Regions from separate parts of the Homo sapiens genome. Here all the other regions are linked to region 1. The links are chromatin contacts, found by Hi-C or POLR2A ChIA-PET in ENCODE. All regions are on one chromosome and are shown on one strand. The core of a region is the stretch at or near the end of the contact, and the rest is flanking DNA. Distances in the headings are between cores, read along the strand shown. Region 1 holds the start of ATP5MG (ATP synthase membrane subunit g). Region 2 holds the start of HMBS (hydroxymethylbilane synthase). Region 3 holds the start of HINFP (histone H4 transcription factor).

Region 1 (4,373 bases), core at 1,164-3,663:
TTCATATTATATATTTCATAACAAAAAAATTACCTTGGTGTTACTTTTCTTTTTAGATCACAAAAATTAGTTTGCAATTCCTTAATATGCGCCACCTAAAAAATGTGAAAGCCACACCAGAAAAAAAATCCACTTGAAATATTAAGAATTGTGCCTTAAATCACCCACAAAGTCCAGAGTGAAGCCTCTAATCCTTTTTTCTCTTTAGTTTTTTTTTTTTTTTTTTTTAGACGGAGTCTCGCTCTGTCGCCAGGCTGGAGTGCAGTGGCGCAATCTTGGCTCACTGCAACCTCCGCCTCCTGGGTTAAAGAGATTTTCCTGCCTCAGCTTCCCGAGTAGCTGGGATTATAGGCGCCTGCCACCATGCCCGGCTAATTTCTGTTTTAGTAGAGACGAGGTTTCACCATATTAGTGAGGCTGGTGTCTAACTCCTGACCTCAGGTAATCCACCTGCCTTGGCCTCCCAAAGTGCTGGGATTACAGGCGTGAGCCACAGTGTCCAGCATTATTATTTTTTTTTTTTGAGACCTAGCCTCGCTTCGTCGCCCAGGCTGGAATGCAGTGGTGCAATCCTGACTCACTGCAACCTCCGCCTCCGGGGTTCAAGCGATTCTCCTGCCTCAGCCTCCCAAGTAGCTGCGATTACAGACATGCACCACCAAGCCTGCCTAATTTTTGTATTTTTTGTAGAGATGGGGTTTCACTATGTTGGCCAGGCTGGTCTCGAACTCCTGCCCTCAAGTGATCTGCCCGCCTTGGCCTCCCAAAGTGCTGAGATTACAGGCGTAAGCTACCGCCGCAGGGCCATCTCTTTTGATTTATATAAAATTGTAGAGCTCTATGACAGGTATCTTAACAATCTTAGTAAAGTAAAAGATTTTCTTGCAAGCTTATGAAATTATTTGGGAAAATGTGTAAAATGTTTCACTAGTAGGCTGTGAGGTTCTGCAGGACAGCCTTCAATAACTCATAGTTTGGCTGGTGATGGAGGGAAGGGAGGAGAGAATGGATAAATTACCCGGCTGGCGCTGTGGCTCACACCTGTAACTCTGGCACTTTAGGAGACCGAGGCGGGAGGATCCCTTGAGCCCAGGAGTTAAGAGACTAGCCTGGGCAACATGGTGAAATCCCGTCTCTTAAAACATACAAAAATTAGCTGGGTGTGGTGGTGCGTGCCTGTGATCCCAGCTACTCAGGAGGCTGAGGTGGGAGGATCGCTTGAGCCTAGGAGGTGGAGGCTGCAGTGAGCTGTGATCTGCACTGCACTCCAGCCTGGGCGACAGAGTGAGTCCCTGTCTTCTAGGAAAAAAAAAAAAAAAAAAGAAAGAAAGAAAAAGAAAATACCCAAACCAAACTCAAACACAGCAAAATAGGCTAGAAAGTATTACATTTTTTTTGAAGTTCTGCTTTCTATTCACATTTCATAAACGTAGGCAAAAGTTAAGAGATCCGACCTTCAGTCACTTACTGGAATACAGCACATCTAGGAAAAACTTACGTCAATTTAGCTTATCTCACTTCAGGAATAAAATGAATAGCTTGCCACTGAGAAGACAACTGAAATATTTACTGGCCAAATAAACTAGTACTCAGAGGCTGTGATTATTCAGGGTTGTTGTGAAATACAGCGGTCTACCAGTGAGGCTCTTCAAGCTGAAAAAATTCCACGAATGCTAAGCTTCGTAACAAAGATTATTGTTTATACGGATCCCGTCCTATGCTTCTCGGGGCATGGATACTCATCCATGAAGTCCATTTCCACCTAAAATTTCCCTCGGATTAAAGCGGAAGTATCTTAGAATCCGTCTAGGACAGAAAGCAAAGTCAACGTTCAAAAAAGCTCACCCATCCTTAAACATTTCTGTTGACTTCCAAATACTCCACTGAGAACAACACCACATGTAATGAGGCCGAATTGATTTACTTTCACGTTTCTGCCCTTCCTTTTCTTAGCTCTCCTAACAGAACCATCCCCTCTAGATCCCTGCTCTTAGCGATCTCAGGGGGCGTAATGGTTGCAGCTGCCGGGCAACGCCGGGCTTCCTTCACACTACCTCTCTTCCCAGTCGTGGTTAGAATTCAGGAACTTCTAGGTTGTGTAGAGAACCCAATCTGCAGGTCAGACGAGTGGAAGGCTAGAAAAGAGTCGCCAACCTGCTTCCTGCTCCCTCCACCTGCAGGCCATCCCGCCCCGGCACCCGCAGGCCCCTCGGGTCTTCGCAGCCCGCTTCTTCCTCTCAGGCCATCGCAGGCCTCCCTGCCGCCCGTGTGCCCGCCTCGGCGGTCTCACATCGCGCTCACCGTTCACCAGCGCCGGGGTCTTCTCCACAAGGTTACGGACAAATTGGGCCATGGTTCTGGAATGGAGAGTCCGTCGCCCCGAACCGCCGGCTGAATGTCACCCGCCGGAAGGACCCGCTGCAGGACCCCGTCCCACTTCCAAGGTCAGGCCGCCTCTTTTCGCGCCGGTCGAAGATACTTAAATGTCCAAAGATCTTTGCAGAATCCAGCCTGTCAATTTAATTTTTCAACATGGAAGAGAAAGTGGATATGAAAAGATGGTATTAGAGAGCATGTGAAGAACAGTAGGATTCCGCAGAGAAGCAGGCATTTTGTGGGGCAGCCACTCGTAGAGGTCCGGAAAACCGGCAAGGAGCGGAAATGCGCATGCGCCCTGAACCTGCAGTGCTTTTCTTGGCGCCGACCTCCGCTATTTTGCGTAGGGTGCTTTCGCCGCGATTCTGAGAACCTTTGAAGTCAGTACTGGAGAAGGATTCGCTGAGATTCTTCTAGTCCAACACGATCGTTGTACAGAGGTAGAGAGGGTCCAAGGCCAAACATATAAAGTTAGGGGCCGAGCAATCACCACACAGGCTGTCACCAGGCTCAACCCATAGCCCTTTTTATTTGAGACAGTCTCGCTCTGTCGCCCAGGCTGAAGTGCAGTGGCACGACTTCGGCTCACTGCAACCTCTGTCCCCCGGGTTCCAGCGATTGTTGTGCCTCAGTCTCCCTAGTAGATGGGACTACAGGCGCCCGCCACCACGCCTGGCTAATTTTTGTACTTTTAGTAGAGACGGTGTTTCACCATGTTGGCCAGGCTGGTCTCGAACTCCTAGCTTCAAGTGATCCACCCGCCTTGGTGCTGGGATTACAGGCGTGAATCACCGCGCCTGGCCCCATAGCCCTTTTAAAGTTGATTTTTTGTAATCCCAATCTCCCCAAAGTGCTGTATCACGATTGGAATCCATTTCCCCTAATTCCCTAGTTAACCACAAGGAGCTGTGCAGATGTGAGGAAAAAATCACCTGTATTGAACGCCCACACTATGCCAGGCATTTTGGAATTTAAAGAAAGCCTGTAAGGCATTGTCCCCATTGAGACTGGGCTTGAAAAATGGCCACACAGTTTGGAAGTGGCAGAGTTGAGATCTGAAGTTGCAATGTATACTCAGAGAGGGGGCATTCCATCAGATTAGGCATGGTGCTGATTTCAGCATACTTCCTAGAAAAGATCCTTGAGCCGATGTGTAAGAGAACAGCTGTATACTACAGAGGGCTGAAACTTCATAGTTTAATATGAGGAGGAAAAGATGTATGTAGGGAAGTGGCATTTGATGAGAGGAACAGAACTATAAGTAATGTAACCTGGGGAAGTCTGAGCAGAAGTAAATCTCCGATTTTTGGAATGGTTAGAGAGATGGAAAGAAAAATTAGAAGTGTAATCAAGGAACTAAGAACTTTTCAATGAAGGAGTGATTCTGCTGCCCTAGATACTGCAGAAAAGTCAAATTAAGGATGGGAAAGTTAATTTAGCAATATGGCAATCTTTAACTAACTAGCGCCTTTTCAAAAAATTAGGATAGAATCCAGGGTGAATGGTGAAGAAATATGGCTGTAAAGGATTACAAGTCAGAAAACCAAAGGGGGATGTGGAACTCAGGGGAGAAATTGAAGACAGAGAAGAGGCAGTCATTTATTTATTTAGAGATGGGGTCTTGCCACATTGCCCAGGCTGGCCTGAAACTCCTGGCCTCAAGAGATCATCCCACTTCAGCCTCTTGCTTAGCTCTGGGATTACAGGCACAGGCCATCCTGCCTGATAAAAAGGGATATTGACAAGAGCCCTGATGAGGCAGGAAAAGAGAACTAGCCAGGGATCTATGGGGCCTTTTCCACAGATGTGATTATGGGAGAGAGGTCTGAAAGTCTTCAAAGTCTCTGAAGTCTTTATCTTCCCAGCAAAATGAAGGCAAAGTCATCGGACTGTGAGGGGTCAATGGGAGGGGGGTATGAGAAGGAATTTGAGGAAGGAGGCCAAAGTTTGGAATAGCTGAAGGACACACAGAAGGGTTGTTGGGCAACGTTAGAGAT
Region 2 (4,317 bases), core at 674-3,173, 680 kb before region 1:
CAACCACTGCCTTCCAGGTTCAAGCGATTCTCCTGACTCAGCCTCCCAAGTAGCTGGGACTACTACAGACGCACACCACCATGCCCAGCTAAAATATGTGTGTGTGTGTATATATATATATATATTTTTTTTTTTTTTCTTTTTTTGAGGGGGAGTCGCGCTCTGTCACCCAGGCTGGAGTGCAATGGCGCGGTCTCGGCTCAGTGCAACCTCCACCTCCCAGGTTCAAGCGATTCTCCTGTCTTAGCCTCCCAAGTAGCTGGGACTACAGGCGCATGCCACCACGTCGGCTAATTTTTTGTATTTTTAGTAGAAACGGGGTTTCACTGTGTTCCCTAGGCTGGTCTCGAACTCCTGAGCTCAGGCAATCCACCTGCCTCGGCCTCCCAAAGTGCTAGGATTACAGGCATGAGCCACTGTGCCCGGCCTAATTTTTATATTTTTAGTAGAGACGGGGTTTCACCATGTTGGTCGGGGTGCTATGGAGTTCTTTTGCACCCAGACATCTGGGGCCTCTATTGCCGAAGCAGGTGACAGCTTTCTGCCCTCAGACTCTGGTCTACTCCATGTGATCACTCCAATAAATTAACCCTGGGAGACCCTTTGCAAATTAGGCTAGGCTTGATATTAAACGTGGCCACCAAAATTCTGGGCCACAGGGAGCCCACAGAAAGGACTCTAAGGTCCCAGAACTACTAGGTTCAAACAATTCCTTAAGTTCATTGAATGTGCACAGCATATCCAAGTCAAACCGTTTCATTAAAAAATAAAACACTGAGCACTTCTATGTTGAAGCTATTGCTTTTGCATATTGTTGTCGTCTCAAAAATCCTATCAGGTGGACAAGACAGGCACCTTTGGGACCATGTTACAGAAGCAACGGGTGGCATCAAGGGATGAGGTGACTTGCCTAGGGTCACAGAGCTAATAACCGAAAGAGAGTTGGGGCCACAATTCAGATCTTCCTACTCCTAGTCCAGGGCTCTGGAATGACTGCAAGAGCAAAGATCCCAGCCCTCACCAACAGGCTGGACAGGGGGAGATTAGCAGCTCCCCATCTCTTTCTTATCTCGGCCTGGCAGTGGCCTCCACCAGCTCTGCAGTTTGTCTGTGCACAAGCCCAGGGCTCGGCAAGCAGGCTCGTAATGGAAAGGCCCACGGCGGCCTCCCACCCACGGTAGTAATTCAGTAGGTGTGTCACAGCTGGGGACTTGGAGCGTTGGCTGTGGCTGGGAGACCACTATAACACAAAAAGAAGGCGCACTTCTAAGACGTTTGTGTGCAGTTCGGAGGCTTGGCTGATACTCTCTCCTATGAATCAAAAGTGGAACGTGTCTTCCCAAAGGGGCCGTATCTGCATCCGCCTCAGCCCAGCCTCGAATGAAAGGACCCCGTCTGTGTAGACGAACGTTCTTGGTCTGGGTCACTAAATCTAGAGCCGTGCATCCCAGGCCTGATGGGAATCCCACCCAGATGCCCGCAGGGACCGGAGTTCCGTTCCAAACAATCCTTCCACTCTTAACCCAGTATCACCGCTCTCTGATTTCCCCATTCCTTCCGGAGGGCAACCGAGCTACTGGCCCTTTAAAAGCTACTCGGACCAAAAAAAAAAAAAAAAAAAAAAAAAAAAAGATAGCCGTTCTGACCAATAGACGACTGAGGATGGCAACCTGGGGCCAATCGCTGCACGGCTCGTCCAGAAGCCCAAAGTGTGCTGGTCACCGGCTCAGCACTCACCGCCGTTGCAGCCGCATTGCCGTTACCAGACATGGCTCCGCTTGGAAAGTAGGCTGTGTGTGGGTGCCGCTAAGGTCCCCCGGCCCCGGGAAGCCGGGGGCTCCGGCCGGCGAGTACCGGGGACACGTGGGACCCGAGGTCGTCCTACAGTCTGACTCCTGGTCTCCGCAGAGCCTCGCGTCACTTCCGGCGCCCTCCCTCGAAGGGGAGGTCCCTCCCTCTGGGCGGGAATTGGAACATTGCGACAGTGGACCTCCCCATTCGACCACCCCATTCCCCAGCTGTGACATGAGCAAGTAGTGCAGCTTCTATGGCGCTTCCTTTGCTCTGTTCAAACTTAGCTTTGCTACAACCTTGAAATAGGCAGCATTTTTCTTTTTGATACGGGGTCTCACTGTGTCCCCAGACTAGAGTGCAGCGGCATGACCACGGGTCACTGCAGCCTTGACCTCCCGGCTTCAGCGATCCCCCCACCTCAGCCTCCCAAGCAGCTGGGACTACAGGCGCACATCACCACGTGGGACTAATTTCTAGATTTTTTTATAGAGACAGCGGGGAGGTGGCCTCACTATGTTGCCCAGGCTAGTCTCGAACTCCTGGACTCAAGCAGTCATCTCGCCTTGGCCTCCCAAAGTGCTGGGATTACAGGCGTGAGCCACTGGCCCAGCCAGCATTTCAATTCTTAAAATGAGGAAACTGGTTCAGAGAGATTAAAGGTCATGCCTAAAGACAAGTAACTGAAGTGGGAGCACAAACGCTACATGTAGTGAGAAAAGGGCTTGTTAGGAAAAGTGCTTTCCCATGAACATAATTTTTTTTTTTTTTTTGAGACGGAGTTTCGCTCTTGTTGCCCAGGCTGGAATGCAATGGCACGATCTCAGCTCACTGCAACCTCCGCCTCCCGGGTTCAAGCAATTCTCCTGCCTCAGCCCCCCGAGTAGCTGGGATTACAGGCACGCACCACCACACCCAGCTAATTTTGTATTTTTGGTAGAGATGAGGTTTCTCCATGTTAGTCAGGCAGGTCTTGAACTCCTGACCTCAGGTGATTCGCCCACCTCGGCCTCCCAAAGTGCTGGGAGTACAGGCGTGAGCCACCGCGCCTGTAATCATGAACATAATTAACAATCATGATTATTAATAATCACCCAGCTAGGTGCAGTGGCTCACACCTATATTCCCAGCACTTTAGGAAGCCAAGGCAGGAGGATTGCTTGAGCCCAGGAGTTTGAGACCACCCTGGGCAACATGGTGAAAACCTCATCTCCACAAAAAATACAAAAATAGCCAGGTGTGGCGGCACACACCTGTAGTCCCAGCTATTCAGGAGGCTGAGGTGTGAGGATCGCTTGAGCCCAGGAGGTCGAGGTAGCTGTGAGCTGTGGTGGTGCCACTGCACTCTAGCCTGGATGACAGAGTGAGACGCCCATTTTTTTTTTTTTTTTTTTTTGAGATGGAGTTTCACTCTTGTTGCCCAGGCTGGAGTGCAATGGTGCAATCTCAGCTCACCGCAACCTCCACCTCCCGGGTTCAAGCAATTCTCCTGCCTCACCCTCCTGAGTAGCTAGGATTACAGGCACCTCCCACCACACCCAGCTGGTTTTTGTATTTTTAGTAGAGACGGAGTTTCACCATGTTGGTCAGGCTGGTCTTGAACTCCTGACCTCAGGTGATCCGCCCACCTCAGCCTCCCAGAGTGCTGGGAATACAAGCATGAGCCACCGCGCCCGGTGAGACCCTGTCTTAAGAAGAAAAAAAAAATCACCCATGTGCTCAGCACTGTACAAAGAACTGAACACCTATTTGATCCTTAGGCTTTCATAATAGCCACACAGCATAGGTGTTATAATCCCTAACGTACAGATGAAGACACAGGTTGAGGGGGAAAGGGTGGGAGCAGGGTGAGGGATAAGAGACTACACATTGGGTACAGTGTACACTGCTTGGGTGATGGGCACCAAATCTCAGAAATCACTACTAAAGAACTTATTCACATAGCCAAATACCAACTGTTCCCCAAAAACCCACTGAAAAAAATACATCTCAAAAAAAAAAAAAAAACATGTTGAGAAGGTAAGATGTGCCTTAAGTCAAACAGCACAACTAGGATTCAAACCCAGCTCAGTAGATGCAAAGTCTACTCATAGCATAGCAGCTACAATACTGCCACTGTTTTTTAATTTTTTACTTTTTGAGACAGGGTGTCTGTCACCCAGGCTGGAGTGCAGTGGTGTGATCAAGGCTCACTGCAGCCTCAACTTCCTGGGCTCAAGCAATCCTCCCACCTCAGCCTCCTGAGTAGCTGGGACCACAGGCAAGCGCCACCAGGCTGGGCTAGTTTATTTTTATTTCTTGCACAGACGGGGTCTCACTATGTTGCCTGGGTGGCTGGTCTTGAACTCCTGGACTCAAGCGATCCTCTCACCTCAGCCCCGCAAAGTGTTGGGATTACAGGCATGAACCACCGCGCCCAGCCCATGGCAATCCTAAATACTACCTAAACCACAGTGTCAAACTTACGTCCTCCAATTAAACAACGTAGAAGATGAAATTAGGTGAGGCTGTGGGGAAAACGACAAC
Region 3 (4,195 bases), core at 191-2,690, 720 kb before region 1:
AGTATTATAGCTGGGACTATAAGCACGCACCACCACGCCCAGCTAATTTTTGTAGTATTAGTAGAGACGAGGTCTTGCCATGTTGGTCAGGCTGGTCCCAAACTCCTGACCTCAAGTGATCCGCCCGCCTCGGCCTCACAAAGTGCTGGGATTACAGGTGTGAGCCACCGCGACAGGCCTACCTATGCAACTTCTATTCGCCTTTCAAACCCCAAAGTCTTCTCTTTGATGACCCCCTTCCCAATTCATCCAGGTACAGCTGGCATATCCCATCTCTTGCCCACGGCATCCACACACATCTTTGCTATCAATGCAATGAAACTTGTTTCCCCTAGACTAGGAGTTTCTCAGGACAGTGGCCATCACTTATTCACTTCTCATTCTCAGATTCAGCACAGAGCTTTGCACACCCCAGGTACTCAATAAATATCAGGAGATAATCACATTCCGGGAAGCCTTCCTAAACTACCCCATCCCTGAATCTACTCTTGCTCCTTAGTTCTATGGCTGGCACAGCTGACACCATAAAACTTCAACCCTATTTTCATGTTGCCATGGTCGTTTTATGTGTTCTAGTCTCGTTTACCCAATTGGACTATAAGAAGCTTCTGAGCAGAAACCATATCACACCTGCCCGTGTCCCTACACTGTGCCGAGCACAAATATTCTAAACATACACCTGCTGTTAGACTGGTGGGTAAGTCCAAGGAGGCAAGCTAGCTGGCGATACAGAATGATCTGAAACCTAGGCAAAACTCCCTGACGCTCTCTGACTGTCCTCCTGTCTTCTTTAATTTCTCTTTCTGTGTCTCTTGTTTCTACTCTGAGGAGATAGGGGCATGATCTTCACTCTACCCTCTTAACACTTAAGAGGGCATATACTGTAACGCAAGACAATGAATGAACTGTGGTATTCAAGAAAAAAAGGGTCCTAAACGCCTAAGAACTCATAATTTGGCCAAAAAGATAAGACTGATACGTGAAGACAACGACCGAAACAAAGTACCCGATGAGGGAGACCAGGACAGAGAGACACCTCCGCGGTCAGGCGAAAAGGAAGTCTCCCCTAAGCAGTGGGGCCCGCACCACGCCTCGAAGGACAGGTAGAATTTGGACAGAAGGAAGGAGACCGTCCCGTTGGGCAAAACCTCTCCACTCGCAGTCCCGCAGGCTTCCCGGAATCCTTCACGCTAAGGCGTGGCGGCGACCGAGTCTCAGCCGCAGCGAAGCCCCTAGACTAGAAAGCAGGGAGGTTCCAGTCGGGGTGAGGGGACCGGACCAGGGCAGACCAGCGTGGCCAAGCGGCAAGAATACTCGCCGAGGTGGCTCGGGAAGAGCTTGGCCTCCTGCAGCCCCTGCAGAGCACATACCCCAGCTTACCGTCTGTCGGCTCCAGGTCTCTTCAGCTCTTCTCCCACCTCAGACCATCTCCGGAGAGGCGCTTGAGGGACGGTCAAGGAAAGCCAATCGTCGTTCTCGGATCCGACTGACAGCCAATGGTAGCTGTGTCTGGCGGAACCCGTGCGCACCAAAACACGGAAGGGGCGGGAACAGTGGGTGGGGCTAGGCGTCCCGGGCGGACAGAGGGGCGACAGGATACGTGCAAAAGGTAGCACGTGACCGCGCCTCGCTGCTCAGGGCAACGCAAAGGCGGGGAGCCTATGGGCCTGAGTTCCCCTAACTGCGCAGGCTCGGCCTCCGGGACCCAACGGGCATGCGCAGGGCTCGCGCCTGGTGCGCAGTGGGGTCTCCCTCACGTGGTTCTTCGCTTTAGTTGGCTGGTTGCGTGGGCCTCGCGGAGAAAAAGGCGTGGGATGCTGCCCAGCGCTGTCGGCCCCGCTCGGCTCAGATTGAAGGTTCTACCCTTTCCTTCAGCCTCTTAGTCTTATTATGTTTTAAATGTTGGTATTATATGTTTCTCTTTCCCCCCAAAACTCGGCTTCCCTTCATCCACTCGTTCAGGTCAGAAAGCTGGCAGTCATCACTGATTCCTCTCACTTCTCACATCCAATCCATTGCCAAGTTCTGTGGATTCTACCTCCTTTTAAAACAGGATATTTCAAATTTATCCCCTTTTGTTTATCTTCACCGCCTCCCCCACCTCCCCTGTCCAGTGATGACCTCCAGGCAGGATTTATACATTAGTCTAATGGGTCCCGCTGCGTGCACACTTGCTTCCTTCCAAAGCATTCTCCACTTTGCAAAAAGCAGACCTGATCAAGTTACCATCTGCTTCAGACAATTCAAAGGCATTCTATTGCTTTCAGGGCAAAGCTCCAAAACCATACTGAGGTTTTCTAGACCCTTCAGCATCTGGGCTCTCCCTGTCTACTTTTTTTTAGTCCTTCTCGACCATATTTCTTGCTCTCCAGTCGCAAATTTCTTTCACCTTTTCCACCACACCAAGCCACCTTTTACCTCTCAAGCCTTGAACTTGTTTTCTTTACCTGGAATAATCCCTTTCTCCTCCTCCCACATTTATTTGACTGACTCCTACTAATTTTTATGGTCTCAGTGTAGATGCTTCTTTTTCCAAAAAGTCTTCCTGATAGTCCTTTCTTGTATTTAACAATACAGCTCAGTCACATTGTATTTGTCTGTTTACTCTCAGTCTGCATTCTTCACTAGACTAGTTCTTCACCTTTATAACTCCATCAGTGGGCCGGGTGTCGTGGCTCACGCCTGTGATCCCAGCACTTTGGGAGGCCGAGGCGAGTGGATCACATGAGGTCAGGAGCTCAAGACCAGCCTGGCCAACATGGGGAAACCCCGTCTCTACTAAAAATACAAAAACTAGCTGGGCATCGTGGCGGGCGCCTATAATCTCAGCTACTCGGGAGGCTGAGGCAGGAGAATCGCTTGAACCCAGGAGGCACAGGTTGCAGTGAGCTGAGATGGCACCACTGCACACCAGCCTGGGCAACAGAGCAAGACTCTGTCTCAAAACAAAACAAAAAACAAAATAAAACAAAAAACCCATCACTCACTTAGCCCAGTGGCTGAAACTCAGTAAGGGTTCAAGACATACTTGTTAAATAATATACCTTAATAAAGTTGGTTAAGACTGATATTTTATTGCATTGTAGTTTTCTGTATCTTCTAATCTAAAAATAAACCTATATAATTTGTACAATCAGAAAACACATTAAATGTTCAATATATATAAAATAAAATTTAAAATGCCATTAAGATAGTAAAGTCATACTTGTGCATAAATTTTGGTTTTAACAACAGTGAGTTATAACTTGGTCCCTATTTTAAAATAGGGTTTTGCAGGGCGCGGTGGCTCATGCCTGTAATCCCAGCACTTTGGGAGGCCGAGGCGGGCGGATCATGAGGTCAGGAATTCGAAACCAGCCTGGCCAACATGGCGAAACCCCATCTCTACAAAAAATACAAAAATTAGCCAGGTGTGGTGGTGGGTGCCTGTAGTGCCAGCTACTCAGGAGGCTGAGGCAGGAAAATCGCTTGAACCTGAGAGGCAGAGGTTGCAGTGAGCCAAGATCACTCCACTGCACTCCAGCCCGGGCAACAGAGAGAGACTCTGTCTCAAAAAAAAAAAAAAAGCGTTTTAAAAAATGTAATTCAAAAGTAACAAAATATATCTTACCAACTTTATTCATTCAAAAATGCATATAGTAGTACTTCATGAAATGCCATCCTCATTTTAATTCAGATTTACACCACTGAAAATAGCTTTTAGCTTTATTTAGCAATTTTATGAAGAAAAAGTTCATTCACAGAGCTGTGTAAACTCAAACATAGGTTACAGAGCAAAAATTTCAGGATTGCTCTGGGATCCATATATATGTTTCCAAAATTTAAAGCAGTGTCATTCTGTCTAGCATAGTTTACTTCTATCTCAATCTGCTTCTCTTGAAAACAAGCCACAATTTTGGCTGGGTAATTCAGACATATCCTGAGATTTGTTCTTTAAAAGCTGCCACAAAAACTGAAAGCATAATTCATACTCATTAAAAGCTGTGGATCCCTTCTGAAAGTGTGAAATGGATTAAGTTGATGAAAATATGTTTCGTATTTTTTTCATTCATTTAAAAATTCCCTATTTTTGAAACGTGATCAGGCTCTTCTTCACTAAAATATGTGATTCCATGGAACTCTGGGCAGCTCAGTACTGGAAGCTCAATACAGATTCCAGTTACCATCTACTCATTCCCCAGGTCCTGTAGAACTC

Evidence for each region. A loop is a pair of places that touch in the nucleus more often than their neighbours do. ChIA-PET counts read pairs that join two places held with the same protein, here RNA polymerase II (POLR2A). Pooled maps may share reads with other maps.
Region 2: a pooled map shows a loop between it and region 1 (6-fold over the local background). The contact joins the promoter of HMBS here to the promoter of ATP5MG in region 1. A Hi-C loop is called at or near these places in 6 of 50 pooled maps. POLR2A ChIA-PET finds 5 or more read pairs at or near these places in 5 of 52 experiments (AG04449, T-cell, activated CD4-positive, alpha-beta T cell and 2 more).
Region 3: a loop to region 1 is called in a pooled map, with 8 times the contacts of the local background. The contact joins the promoter of HINFP here to the promoter of ATP5MG in region 1. A Hi-C loop is called at or near these places in 4 of 50 pooled maps.

What each region holds. Positions count from the first base shown.
Region 1 is chr11:118,399,646-118,404,018 of GRCh38, reverse strand. It overlaps ATP5MG (ATP synthase membrane subunit g), which reads right to left and starts at 2,413. Exons shown (of 3, transcript NM_006476.5): 1 at 2,302-2,413. The coding sequence starts at 2,353. The region is part of intron 3 of LOC100131626 (a long non-coding RNA gene); the gene reads left to right. RefSeq lists enhancers at 640-1,230, 1,689-2,552, 2,673-2,752.
Region 2 is chr11:119,082,487-119,086,803 of GRCh38, reverse strand. HMBS (hydroxymethylbilane synthase) reads right to left here and starts at 1,923. Exons shown (of 14, transcript NM_000190.4): 1 at 1,738-1,923. The coding sequence starts at 1,770. RefSeq lists enhancers at 1,646-1,695, 1,625-2,322.
Region 3 is chr11:119,118,825-119,123,019 of GRCh38, reverse strand. It overlaps HINFP (histone H4 transcription factor), which reads right to left and starts at 1,440. Exons shown (of 10, transcript NM_198971.3): 1 at 1,381-1,440. RefSeq lists a silencer at 1,427-1,706.